Regions from separate parts of the Homo sapiens genome. Here regions 2, 3 and 4 are each linked to region 1. Evidence: chromatin contacts called from ENCODE Hi-C or POLR2A ChIA-PET data. All regions are on one chromosome and are shown on one strand. Each heading gives the region's core, a stretch centred on a gene start or an enhancer-like site at or near the end of the contact. The rest is flanking DNA. Distances are from core to core; before and after follow the strand shown.

The links. A loop is a pair of places that touch in the nucleus more often than their neighbours do. ChIA-PET counts read pairs that join two places held with the same protein, here RNA polymerase II (POLR2A). Pooled maps may share reads with other maps.
Region 2: a pooled map shows a loop between it and region 1 (2.7-fold over the local background). The contact joins two enhancer-like sites. A Hi-C loop is called at or near these places in 1 of 168 maps with a recorded cell type or tissue (PC-3) and 5 of 50 pooled maps. POLR2A ChIA-PET finds 5 or more read pairs at or near these places in 4 of 52 experiments (A673, GM12878, HepG2 and 1 more).
Region 3: a map of PC-3 shows a loop between it and region 1 (4-fold over the local background). The contact joins two enhancer-like sites. A Hi-C loop is called at or near these places in 12 of 168 maps with a recorded cell type or tissue (CD4-positive, alpha-beta memory T cell, Caco-2, PC-3 and 6 more) and 15 of 50 pooled maps. POLR2A ChIA-PET finds 5 or more read pairs at or near these places in 5 of 52 experiments (CD4-positive, alpha-beta T cell, OCI-LY7, WTC11 and 2 more).
Region 4: a map of PC-3 shows a loop between it and region 1 (6-fold over the local background). The contact joins two enhancer-like sites. A Hi-C loop is called at or near these places in 3 of 168 maps with a recorded cell type or tissue (Calu3, HepG2 and PC-3) and 2 of 50 pooled maps. POLR2A ChIA-PET finds 5 or more read pairs at or near these places in 4 of 52 experiments (AG04450, HepG2, PC-3 and 1 more).

What each region holds. Positions count from the first base shown.
Region 1 is chr10:33,191,901-33,195,200 of GRCh38, forward strand. It overlaps NRP1 (neuropilin 1), which reads right to left. Exons shown (of 17, transcript NM_003873.7): 13 at 381-518. Among named protein-coding and RNA genes, the nearest start is that of IATPR, 77 kb to the left of the region's middle. Within about 2 kb of position 1,596, at least 17 of the 41 ENCODE cell types and tissues checked have a DNase peak (open chromatin) inside an H3K27ac peak, as active enhancers do; they include PC-3, where a contact is called at or near this core.
Region 2 is chr10:33,137,646-33,140,945 of GRCh38, forward strand. No RefSeq gene overlaps it. Among named protein-coding and RNA genes, the nearest start is that of IATPR, 22 kb to the left of the region's middle. Within about 2 kb of position 1,591, at least 4 of the 41 ENCODE cell types and tissues checked have a DNase peak (open chromatin) inside an H3K27ac peak, as active enhancers do.
Region 3 is chr10:33,237,044-33,240,343 of GRCh38, forward strand. All of the region lies in intron 6 of NRP1 (neuropilin 1), which reads right to left. Among named protein-coding and RNA genes, the nearest start is that of NRP1, 96 kb to the right of the region's middle. Within about 2 kb of position 1,753, at least 5 of the 41 ENCODE cell types and tissues checked have a DNase peak (open chromatin) inside an H3K27ac peak, as active enhancers do; they include PC-3, where a contact is called at or near this core.
Region 4 is chr10:33,154,501-33,157,800 of GRCh38, forward strand. No RefSeq gene overlaps it. Among named protein-coding and RNA genes, the nearest start is that of IATPR, 39 kb to the left of the region's middle. Within about 2 kb of position 1,736, at least 6 of the 41 ENCODE cell types and tissues checked have a DNase peak (open chromatin) inside an H3K27ac peak, as active enhancers do; they include PC-3, where a contact is called at or near this core.

The DNA.
Region 1 (3,300 bases), core at 346-2,845:
CCAGGAGGCGGAGGTTGCAGTGAGTGGAGCTAGTGCCACTGCATTCCAGCCCGGGCAACAGTGTGAGACTCCATTTCAAAAAAAAAAAAAAAAAAAAAAAGGATAAGATGAATGCTAATTCATAGATCCTTGCCCAATTTGCTGTTTTCAAGGAGGCCAATCAGTGGCCAACTTCAAGGGGCATTACTATGATTTGCCCTATGCTTCTCGCTACTAGGGAAAGAGACATTGTTAATTCTAGAAAATAATAGCACATGTGAACGCCTGTAGTAATTCCTACCCGCCCTAAATTCACAGACATTAGAAACCCTCCCAGTAACACAGCCTCGGAATCAAAGAGAATCTGCAAAGCCATGCAGCCGAAGTGAACTCTGTGATACCTGTGTGATCCTGAATGGGTCCCGTCTTGCTGGTCAACACACTCCACTTGAGCTGCACGTGATTGTCATGTTCCCAGTGGCAGAAGGTCTTGTGAGAGCCCCAGCCAAATTCACAGTTAAAACCATATGTTGGAAACTCTTCAGTGGGTGGGAAGTAAAAATAAGAGACAAGCAAAGAAAGGCAAATTTGATCATTTAGGGTCACAAAGGCCCTTGGTTCACTCATGGAAAGCACGATTTATACAACTTTATGTCTGTTTGAAAATTCCAGGAAAGCCAGGATTACCAAGAAACCAAAAGATGCATGGAGATGTCAAAATGTTTGCAAAACCACATTTAGTAATTTCTTTAAAAATCCAGCTTTAAAAGGATTATGGACTGCCTGTCAAATTGGGTTTACATAAAATCTCCAGGAAGGCTATTTTCTAAAGCACGTGTATTACATTTGCTGCACTCTCCCCATTTCCACAGTATTTAATATGAAAGCCATTCTGTTCTTGAGGATAAATCATATAAGTTGATACCCACCAATGAAAAGAATCTTAATTAGAGATTGACCCATGAAGCCTCAAAAGTGGAAAGTAACTTGGCGAAATGCCTCACCCAGGAGGTTTTCTCTATTTCCACCTCACCAGTTCATGCTTCAGGTCTTTAATGTCAGGGTTAGAATCTCTTAAGCATTTTAGGATTATTTTTTTTTCTTCCATGCCTTCTATAAGGTCGATTAATTTAAGTATAAATTTCTGCTTTTTTAATTTCTAAATTTACATATAAATTGTTCACCCGGCTTAAAACCTCAATGTAAGGTCATCTAAATCCAAAGCCCATTTCAATAGCTACCCGTTTTTACTTCTCTTTTCTTTTTTTTAATGTTCAAAAGGCTTCCTTAGGAATCTGAAAAGACAGCGTGAATGAATTCACGGGAATGACTTGCCTTGTGTGTGCCCTACAAGGTGCTGTTGGACTATGGTGTTTTTAAAACCCACAGCCTGACATTTTACACAGCCTCTTTTTGAAAGGAGCTTAACTTTTAAGTATGGGAAAAATGAAATCATTGCTACTTATTCCAAGTATGACTGTTGTTTTGGTAAACATAAGCTAACAATAAAAAAAATTCTAAAGATGAAATTCTCGGGCTTCTGCCCCCTCCTTTCGTCCTCCTATAAAGAACGAAGCCCGCAGATGCAGCTGTTTTCTCCAGTGACGAAGGGCCTTTAGGCTTGTCACTGACTTTAGGCAGTCCACGAGGTGGCAGCATTGAAACAAACAGGAAGGCGCCTGGGGCATCTGGACCGTTGAACTTAAAAATAAGCCTCAAAAGAATCCCTATGAACAATAAGGGAAGTCTGGTATTAGATGCTGTATTAGGGTCAGGCCAAGACCTTATCTCATTTTGAGCTTCTTTAACTTGCTTGTGTTTATTAACAAAGTATCTCGCCTTCTGCTCTGAGCCTTGTCTCCATGGCCCCTCCCCCAATGGCAGGAGGAATTTTAATGGGAAGATTTATTGAATAGATAAGAATGATTTACTTTGCATTTTTAGTTTATAAGGAACCCTTTTCTAGAGCTAATGTCAAATTTTGGAAGGAATCCACCATAAAAACTGTCCAAATGGAGCAGTTTGGATTCTCCCAATGATAATGTGACCTCCCAAAGGGTAGACAGAGCCAGTTTGGGAAAGTAAACTAGTAAGCTATGTGATGTGTAAAATGTGAGTACTTTCATTTAGTGCAAACAGGCTATATTTCACAGCTGTAGTGTCATCGGAGAGATATATTTCATGTCTAGTCTATCATAGCCATGAAATAGGACTTCTTAAGGCATGGGAAACCCTCTCCAAAATTTACCACTCTTTTCCGCAGCAAGATTGAATTATGTAGATGAAGTACAGTCAACTGAACGGTGACTGAATGATTGAGCAACCTTGGATGCCAACGCCCATGACCCTGAAATGTACTGTTGCATAATCTCATGTTAGAAAATGTTAATATTGGAACATGTTAATGTGTGTGTGGTTTTGATTTTTCTCCTTAAATGTACTTTATAAAACATGCACATTCAGGATAAAGAAAGCCACCCCAGCACACACAGTTCTGCCTGTATTTACTTTGTTAATACATTACATTTATTGTTTATAGAACAGAAAATGACATCATCCATTCTTTTGGCTCTTCATATTCTGATGATACCATAAAATGTAGGAACTTGGATATTTTTGAAATGACCAGGACATGGAACCGCTTTGCCTGAAAAAATGTTTCAGGCACTTCTCGCTTCAGAGAATGACAGTCTGCCTTTACCTTCCAATGTCCTTCCCCATCCTGTACATTTAACCAGGTGAACCGCTCTAAGTTTTTGTATTTTACTGCTCTTTTATCTTCTTGTCTTGATCATGTAACTTGTGGCAATTTGGTTATTTAAAGGATATGTTTTTAGATCAATGCCTTTTGTTGGGGAGGGTTATGGAGTGAGAGGTTCAATGTGGAAACTTCCAGCCTGGCTAGAAAGACAAACACACAAACCACCCATAAACATTTATAGAAAGGGAAAAGAAAGAGAGAAGGACAGAGGAAAGGAGAAAGGGAGAGAGAAAAGGAGAGAAAAAAGCAAATTAATGAATGAAACAAACATATAGGACTACTGACGTTTACGTTTTCAAAATATTACCCAAGCCCTGGCGGGGCACACAACTCTCATTAAATTCAATGGGGGTAATCCAGCTAAATCCCTTCTTGACTCTTAAAAATAGCAGGAAACAATATTCTGAACTTAAAACAAATTTACAGCCTCTGAGAGCAAGTACCAGCTGTGCTTGCCCAACCCATCTTGCCTGAAGTTGGATCATTAGCACCATATGTATGCATAAGGATTTAATTTTTATATCTGGTATTCCAAACTTCTATAGAGCAGTTTAACTCAC
Region 2 (3,300 bases), core at 341-2,840, 54 kb before region 1:
TGCCGAGTGCATACTTTCTCTGGGCGACACTTTGCATTTACGGAACAGGTGCTGGGAGCCAGGAGGTGAGAACTCCCAGAGACTCAGTCCCTGCCCTCAAGGAATTCCCAGTCTAATCAGGGACATGAGCTTGTAAACCTGGCTCCTCCCCGACCCGGCCCTCAGCCCAACCCTGAGTCATCCTGATGCTCACTCAGGATTGGAGGTCCTGGAAGTCCACAGTATGGGTGGGAGAAGAGGAGGAGCCGCTCACTCATGCAGAGGGAAGGAGAGAAGAGTGAAGTAATGAATGCATGCATTCATTCAGCAGCTGTTTAGGAGAGCCTTTCCCGTGTCCATCACTCTCCTGGGTGCTGCGACTATGGTAGAGAACAACACAAATTTAAATAAAAAGTCCCTGTTATGATGGAGGTGATGGGACTTGATCTCTTTGCATAGCATCCAGATTATTGGAGAAGTGAGGGAGGAAAAGGATATTCTAATCTCATTGTGAAATTGAGGAAACCAAAGCCTTTCTACTTACAAAGTGGCAGCCCCAAGATGCAAACACAAGTCTCTCAATTCCGCTATGTGCTGGTGCCCACACACATAGGGACCCTCCCCTTAGCTAGGTTGCTATGAGAGAGGCCACAGAGCCCTAGCAAGGAAATTGCACAAAGGCCAGCACCAAAGGTTGTTGTGATCATAAATTTGGTCCTTCCAGTAGTTTCTGGGGAGACAAGGGTCACAAATGCATCTATCTTTTGGTCAGCCGTTTTAGTATCAGCTTCCAGGTCTATTGGATAGAGATATTCATCTACACGAATAAATAACTCCTTGAAATAATTCAAGGCTTTTCAGAAACCACAATCAAATTTGTAAAATAAGGCAAAGCAAAGCAAAACACAACAAAACACTTACGTAACCATTGTTTGTGATGCAAAGCTGTAATTAAGAACCAGAATTTAACAAATATACATGAAAAAAAGCATAGAGTTGATCAGCATATTATTTTCAGGGCAAATCATAATAGTAAACTTGCATATTTCAGGGAATTTTTGTTTATACATTTTCCCCAGACCAAGCCTGAAATTCCTGTATTAAAAAAAATCACCGCCAGGCGTGGTGGCTCACACCTGTAATCCCGGCACTTTGGGAGGCCGAGATGGGCAAATCATCTGAGGTTGGGAGTTCGAGACCAGCCTGACCAACCTGGAGAAACCCAGTCTCTAGTAAAAATACAAAATTAGCTGGGCATGGTGGCGCATGCCTGTAATCCCAGCTATTCAGGACACTGAGTCAGGAGAATTGCTTGAACCCGTGAGGCAGAGGTTGCGATGAGCTGAGATGGCGCCATTGTACTCCAGCCTGGGCAACAAGAGCGAAACTCTGTTTCAAAAAAAAAAAATCACCCTATCAGTTAACTAGAGGAATAAAGCATAACATAAATGGGTACTTTTCCAGCAATTTCATTTTTTTTTAGATTTAATATTAGTTACAGGAAAGAATACACTGTCAAGGAAATCCATCAACAGCTTGGTTTTCAGAGGGAAACTCAGATACACACTTATCTATCCAAGGTTACCAGGTACCCATGGTTACTTCAGTTCAAAAAGAAACAAAACAAACCCCAAGTGCTTGAAGTGGTAACAACGGTTAGTTTTATTTCACAGCTGGTAACGTAGGTAGAAGGCACAAAAACAAGGCTGTGCAGGGGGCGGTTACTTCCTTTTCAGTGGATGGGCAAGTCATGGACTTTCGCAGTCTGAAAGCTGCTGCCGCCCCCCCCAGAGCTTGACCTCCACTCCAACGCAGCATCCCAGGGTCACAACCTGGAACTTGTCATCATCTACACCGTGTTTTGGAGCCCACATCTTAAACTCCCTGTCCCTTCAGCTCTTCCTCCTCTTCTTGGCAATATTCTCTCCAGCACCTTCAGCACAAGCCCCCGTCTCCAGCTTCGTCATGCCCCCCTCATGCATCATCTCCCCTCCATCCGTGCTCGGTGAAGCCGTTCTCCATCCACCTCTTCTGCCTCTCTCATTTTACTCCACTGCTGTTCCTTGCCTTTAGTTACCCTTTCCTGTCTTAGTCCATTTTCTGTTGCTTGTAACAGAATACCTGAAACTGGGTAATATGTAAAGAAAGGAAAAGTATTTTTTACACTTAGGGAGTCTGAGAAGTCCAAGATTGATGGGTCATAGCTGGTGGGGACTGAGGTGGCACAGGGTGTCACATGGTGAGAGTCTGAGTGTCCTGACTCAGGTCTCTTTTCCTTTTTTTTTGTTTTTTTAGATGGAGTCTCGCTCTATCGCCAGGCTGGAGTGCAGTGGTGCAATCTCGGCTCACTGCAACCTCCGCCTCCTGGGTTCAAGAGATTCCCCTGCCTCAGCCTCCCAAGTAGCTGGGACTATAGGCGCCCGCCACCATGCCTGGCTAATTTTTTTTTCCATTTTAGTAGAGAAGGGGTTTCACCATGTTGGCCAGGAAGATCTCGATCTCCTGACCTCATGATCTGCCCACCTCAGCCTCCCAAAGTGCTGGGATTACAGGTGTGAGCCACTGCCCCCGGCCTTTTCCTCTTCTTGTAAAGCCAGCAGCTCCATTCCAATGATAATTTACTAATCTGTCAACCTATTAATCCATGAATGGATTAATCCACTGATGAGGGCAGAGTCCTCATGACCCAGTTACCTCTTAAAGGCCCCTCCTCTCAACTCTGCCACATTGGGGATCAAATTTCAACATGGGGTTCAGACAGGACAGACATTCGAATCATAGCACTTCTCTTCCTTTACTTCTCCACCAATCGTGAAGATATACGGAGAGATCAAGACCCATCATCTCCACAGGAATGGGGATTTTAAAATCTGTTTTGCTCACTGCCATAGTCCCAGCACCCAGGAGGCATTCCAGGCTCTCAATAAGCATCTGTGGGAACGGTGGCTCACGCTTGTAATCCCAGCACTTTGGGAGACTGAGGTGGGTGGATCACCTGTGGTTGGGTGTTTGAGACCAGCCTGGCCAATATGGTGAAACCTCGTCTCTACTAAAAATACAAAAATTAGCCAGGTGTGGTGGTGCGTGCCTATAATCCCAGCTATTTGGGAGGCTAAGGCAGGAGAATCCCTTGAACCAGGGAGGCGGAGATTGCAGTGAGCCGAGATTGCACCACTGCACTCTAGCCTGGCCTGGACTCTGTCTCAAACAAAACAAAACAAAAGTGTGGAATGAAGGCATACATTCATTACTTCCCTCCCTGGGTTCTCGCCACTCTTCTCTTCTTCCCTCTGTACGGTGAGCTGCTTCTTCTGGTTCTCT
Region 3 (3,300 bases), core at 503-3,002, 45 kb after region 1:
TAAACTATGGAGCCCAGAGTGTCTGCTCACACAGCTGCATCCCAAAGCCCAATCATGGAGCTTCACACATCGTAGCCACTCAAACTAAAAGTGTGAAATTACACGAAACTGAAGAATGCCAAGTATCCAGATAAAAGCATTTCGTCCATTAAATCCAACACACATTTACTGTATGCCAGGATCTGGAAGCACACAAGCCTATGTGGAGGTAATGATGTTATGAGACTGAAAGTAAAAAGTGTCAGCCTAGTGATAAGTGGGGCATTATGGGATTCAGAAGAAGGGAAAATTACTTCTGGAAGGGTCTAGAAAGGGCTTGATGGAAAACAGGTCATTTGAACCATTCAAAGTGGACCTCATAGGACAGGGGGTTGGACTTTGGCTGGGGAAGCAGAAGCGGCCAGCTTTGATGAACTAACGGCAGAAGAAACACACATGCGCGCGCACACACACACACACACACACACACACACAAATCCCACCCAATTGCTTACATTTGAAAATATTTGCTATGATGAATATTTTCCTTCTTCTTTTTTTTTTTTTTTTTTTTTGAGATGGAGTCTGGCTCTGTTGCCCAGGCTGGAGTGCAACGGTGGATCTCAGCTCACTGCAACCTCCACCTCTTGAGTTCAAGTGATTATAGTCGCTGGGACTACAGGGGTGTGTCACCATGCCCAGCTAATTTTTGTATTTTTAATGGAGATGGGGTTGTGTCCTGTTGGCCAGGCAGTTCTCCTGACCTCAAGTGATCTGCCCACCTTGGCCTCCCCGCTGGGATTACAAGTGTGAGCCACCAGGCCCGGCCCGATGAATATTTTCCTTCTATCTGGTATCTCATGGCAAAATTCCTTCGGAGAGCAAAGATAAGTGTCCTCTCCCACTGCAAACACACACACTCACACATACACAAATGCACACAAACACTTTTGTATGGGCCTTTATGTAGTCCAGGAGTCTAGGCTGTGAAGTGTTTGGCTAGTGACAGAAGGACAATGAAATCTTCCTTGTAGGTAAACTTGAAGTTCATGATCATGCACCACACTGCTGAGGTAATTCTGCTAAAATGTGTGGCTTCACTGCCTCTGGGAGTCCAAGCATTCCTGGGAATGAGACAAAACCTCAACCTGCATGAGTCAGCGAGACTTCTCTCTTGAGTCTAGCAGCACACGCTGCAGCTCCTATCCTCTGTGGATGTCTACATTTAAAATAAAACCTGTCAATGAAATGGCACAGAAACTGTGGATGCTTTCTTTAAAGATTCACGCTTCTGTTGAAATCACACTGTTCTCGCCTCAAACATTTAAGGAGAAGTTCATGAGTTCAGAGCATGATCTTCTAATGATGAGCAGTTGTGTTTCTAATATCCAGTCCAGTGTGGAGAGAACTTCATGGGTGGCTATTATTCATTCATAACACAAATAAGTGCTAGGTGCTTGGGTGAAAGGGAGTGAAGGTGATAAGATTCCTGCCCTCTAGACAGTGAGGGAAAGAGTCAAGTAAATAGTAAATCACAATACAGAGTGAACAGATTGCATTAAAATGAATCAATGCATTCTGGTACAACAGAGAGAAAACTGGGGTGATGCAGGCAGCATATGGTGGAAAAAAGCACAGACCCCAGAAGTAGCTTTGTAGCTTTGACCTGCAGGAGTGACCTGGATAATGTTAAGCAAGTTACTTAGTCCATTCAAGTCTTAGTTTCCTCTACTCTCAAACAGAAATGCCAATGCTTACCTCATTTAGTCATTCTGCATGGCTACTATGAAGATCACGATGATGCATATGTACACATATTAACCATGAGAATGTGACCTAATATTTTTTTACTTAGTCTTTTGGGTAATTGGAGTGGGTGCCTCTGTGTGTGTGTGTGTGTGTGTGTGTGTATGTGTGCGCATAGTTTTGCCAGTAGTACCTAGATTATAATTCCTTTGAAGGAGAGAGAGAGTCTCCTTCACTTTAGGCCAGGCACGGTGGCTCATGCCTATAATCCCAGCACTTTGGGAGGCTGAAACAGGTGGATCACTTGAGCTCAGGAGTTCAAGATCAGCCTGGGCAACCTGGTGAGACCCTGTCTCTACAAAATATAAGAAAATTAGCCAGGTGTAGTGGCATGCTCCTGTAGTCCAGCTACTTGGGAGGCTGAGGAGAGGATCACTTGAGCCCAGGAGGTCGATGCTGCAGTGAGCTGCAATCGTGCCACTGCACTCCAGCCTGGGCAACAGAGGAAGACCCTGTCTCAAAAAAAAAAAATGGGGGTCTTCTTCACTTCAGATTCACCTATTTTCACATATAGTGCCTAATTCTTAACAGATGCTCAATAAATGTTTGTTGAATTTAAATTCGATGTTATGTAAGTCTGGCATTGCCGGCAAGATCTGAAACTCCTTTCCTCCAAACTGCCTGTCATTAAAGTCAATGTTAAGGTGTTTGAGCAACTGACTTATACCCTTAAGCTAGGAATGTGACTACTCTTATCTTAGCATTTCTAACTGCAAATATTACAATAAATCATAAACTTTCTAGTCCTTTGAAAAGTTCACCACTTAAAACTAGAGTCTGCTAACTGATGAATTTCACTGGCTAGGTCCACACTGTGTGAAGTATTCCTTTTTATTTATTTCTCAAATGACCTCTCCCTAACTTAATAGTGGTTCTCTTCCTGGAGTTACCCCCAAAGGCATCAGAGATTAAATACATTTTTCGCTATATCTATTATGCTCTCAAATACCTCACTCAAACCTCGTCTCAACCTTCTTATTTTAGAGCTAAGGTTATTTGCAAGCATGACGTCCACAGGATGTTTATGTATCAGATGTTTACCTACCTGGTATCTCAGACTTCTCCCATACCCTTCCTGTATTTTTGAAAATAGAACAACATCAGAATTTGACTGCATCACTAGAGTGACCGCATCAAAATGGTTTTACCAAATTAACATATGATCTTTTATAAGTTGTTGGAATTGGAGCTTTCTGTGGATAGGAAATGAATATAGACTTCAGGCCTTTTGCAATCTGTGCGTTTCTTTGTCTCATGGTCTCTGAGAAGCAGCCTCACAAAAAAAGCCTCATGGAAGAAGTCTTGGAGGTGGCTGTGCAGTGAGGCAAGGATGTCTGACACCTTTCCAAGGTGAAGTTATTCACACACACACAGACACACACACACCTCTCCAGGTTTTCAGCAGTTTAAAGAAATTTTCATGCCTAAAAGACTAGGAAAGTATTAAATAGCATGTACAGGTAAGGTGTATTTTTCTTTTAAAAGCTGTTATTCTATGCTACCCATAAAGTTTTA
Region 4 (3,300 bases), core at 486-2,985, 37 kb before region 1:
TTCTTTGGTTTATTCACTCTCTCAACATCTTTGTAACTGGCTTATTGCATTAAATTCCTCCTGTTGAACTACCTGGAAAGGGCTTTATTTTATTGACCATAGCCTGACAAATACAGAAAACAAATACATAATTTAATTATAATATGATGCTGCTATAAATAGCGCCTGTACAAGGCCCTCTGGAGACACAGATGGTGGCTGTCTCTCTCTCTCTCACTTGCGGGGACAAAGAAGAATCTCATTGAATGGAAAATTTGAGCTGCAGCTCCAAGAATGAGTAGAAAATCCCAAGGGAATGGGGAGGGAGTATTCCAGGCATTTTCCAGAAGTATGGCAACGTGACAAAATACGAAGTTTTAGAGGAATGGCAAATACTCACCAACCATTGAATAATGGGTCAAACACAAAACAAGCAGACTACTCAGAGCTTAGATATTCAGATTTCAGTTTTTATGCCTGTCGGCATCACTAATGCCACAGAAGCCTCAAATTCCCCTGGACTTGGAGAATGGAAGGGATCACCTGAAAATCGCTGGAAAACTTAGGACTCTGTCCTCCTTCTCTACCAATGCAAAGGGCTATTCGCCTTACTAGCAATCTCTGGGGAAACTTTAAACAATGTATTTGCAAATGATACTTATTTAAAATCTTTAAACTGCAAGACACTATTGTTGGAAATCAGATTGTCATCTTCTGAAAGATTCACTTCTTACTTGCCTCTCTTCTGCAAGAGTGAAGGGTCGGGAAGAGACTTCCGAAGTCACTGATGAACAAAATAAACCAGGGCTTGGAAAGGGCCCAGAGAACATCTGTTTAGTCTTTTTCTTTTGGTAGTGACAAAAATGGTGTCTAAGACTTAATCATCACCCCTTCCTAAAATACACACATATGGGAAGCAATGGTGGTCTTTCTGCTCTGGGGGTGGTTCACAGCTTTCAGTTTGGAGCTGAAGACTGCCACCACACACACCATTCTCATTAAAGCAGAATGACTTGCTTGCCTTCAAGGATGATATTTCCATTTCTATGCTTTAGTGCATCTTTCTGTAGTAGCAGAGAATGGTGTATTTTCAAATATGCTCCCTGTTCATGTATCACTTAATGCTCTCACAAGACCGTGATCAGCTGGCACAAATGGAAAGAGTTCAGTTACTTGCCCAGAAATCTCCAATAGACACTCATCAAGACCAGGGATCGCACCCAGGTCTCTATTTTTGGCAGGCACATTTTCTGCCACTCCATAGCCCTTTTTGGGATAGCCACTTTTGTTGCAAATTCATATCCTGTGAGAGCTCCAGGGCCAACACTCCATTAAAAACACAAGAGCTGTCAGGTTGGCCCTGTGACATTTCTCTCTCTCTCTCTCTCTCTCTCTCTCTCTGTCTCTCTCTCTCATCTACTTTTTGGAGACAATGTTTAAGGAGAGATGTTCAACCCAAGACAATGCCTCCAGGACTTTGCTTTCTCACCACCAACCACCTGACCCCAGAGAGAAATGCCCTTCTGACCCCTACTGGTTATGATGGGGCATACACCAAGTGCAGAGAATTCTTTCCAAGCTGATTTCAGAATATTCTCCAAAACACTCTCCAACAATGATTGGACAAGAAGGTTAAACATAGAGAACGTTGACTCAGTCCTGATTAAACAGGCTGAAAAGACAGAAACAAATAATCACCACGTATGTAGCAATAATGGAGCAACAAAGTAAATATGAAGGCAGAGGCTTGCTATCAATATTTAACTAGAGGATTAATATACAGAGAATGCACTTCCGAGAATACCAAGGTGACCAGGGGGGCAGAAATGACTCAATTATGATACACTGTCACAGTCAGGGAAGAAGAAAGTGTTGTCTGCATTGTTTAACTTAGTGTTATAAACGCACAACTGAGGCAATCACGGTGATTAACATGGAGATGATGATGAGTGATAACGCCAGACTCATTAGCATGAAGCATTTGTTGATAGAAACGGATAGGGAACAAGTTGTAAATTCTGGCCAAGAATTTCTCCCTAAGAGATTCCTGTACATCGCACATCGCAGTCTTGCATATCGAGACTGTTCTAAGGCTTTTTTTTTTTTTTTTGGTCCTTTATTTGCTCAATGAGACCAAATGTCTCAAGAATCACTTCTTTACATCTTGGGGTAAAGTTTCTAACCATAATGTGCCCTGATATTCATTTGTACAAACAAATATGTTTCTTAGTCTATTGCTATTCAACCATTTCTTAGAATGGGGACATTATCAAAGTATTGAATATGCAAATTTTTCCATGAGTAAGTAAATTTGGGGAATTCTGGATTAAAGTGTACTTTAGCATATCAAAATGGCTTTAGTGTGGTGAGATACACTGAGATTCTTCAAGAGGGATGTAGTTGTATATGGCACTTCCCATAAACATTAGTCTATACCATCGTCTCTATAGAAATATCTTAAATAACCAAGATTCCTTAGGAGGCTCTTGAGGAACGGCTTTTCTTTCCTGATTCTTTTCTTCAATCAGTCCAGTCCATTGCTGGGTTTCCTCTACACCATCTTGCCCACACTTCCTTTATGTATGGAGTGAGATGGTCACCAGCTGGTTTTCTGAAAATCTTCATACCAGAGGAGGTGAAAATGCTCTGTAGTATCATCCAGAGACCCTACCCTCGAGTGTGCTAGGAAGGACCATATACTCCTGAGTCTTCTCTGACAGCAATGATCCCCACCAATGTCTTGTTCTCTTTCCTATTAGAACAGCATGCAGACACATTGGCACCAAATACCTAAAAGTCATTGCTCCTCAACAGGAAATGACACATTTTCAGTCCCACTGGGATTGCATCATATTCCGATACTATTTCTTGAAGAGCTAATGCTATGTGAACCTCTAAGATTACGGGACCTTATATGTTCCCATCTCCATTTCCATGATTTAATATTGCAAGATTCCGGCATTTTCCTTCTTGTCCCCTCTGAAATCCTATTCTTCCCTCCACTCTGTGTCTCACTAACAACTCCTCCTGGAGCTGCACAGAAATAGAGACCATTAGTCTTTGAGACAAGGCTGAGTACAAAAAAGAGTTGAAACAAGTGACAGTGAATTTCAGGAGTCAGGTTTCTCTGCAAGGAGCCAGGTTTCATTTCTGCCTTGGCCATTATGTGTTTATTTGGGTGAACTTGGTCAGGTGGTTACCACCTTTGTTTTTTCTCTGTCAAAAAGGGATCATGGCACCCAAGCAGCATATTAAAATGAGCAAAAGCCACAAAAATGTAAGGCCACAAAATGGTGAAAAATGACTGCCACAGACATTCAT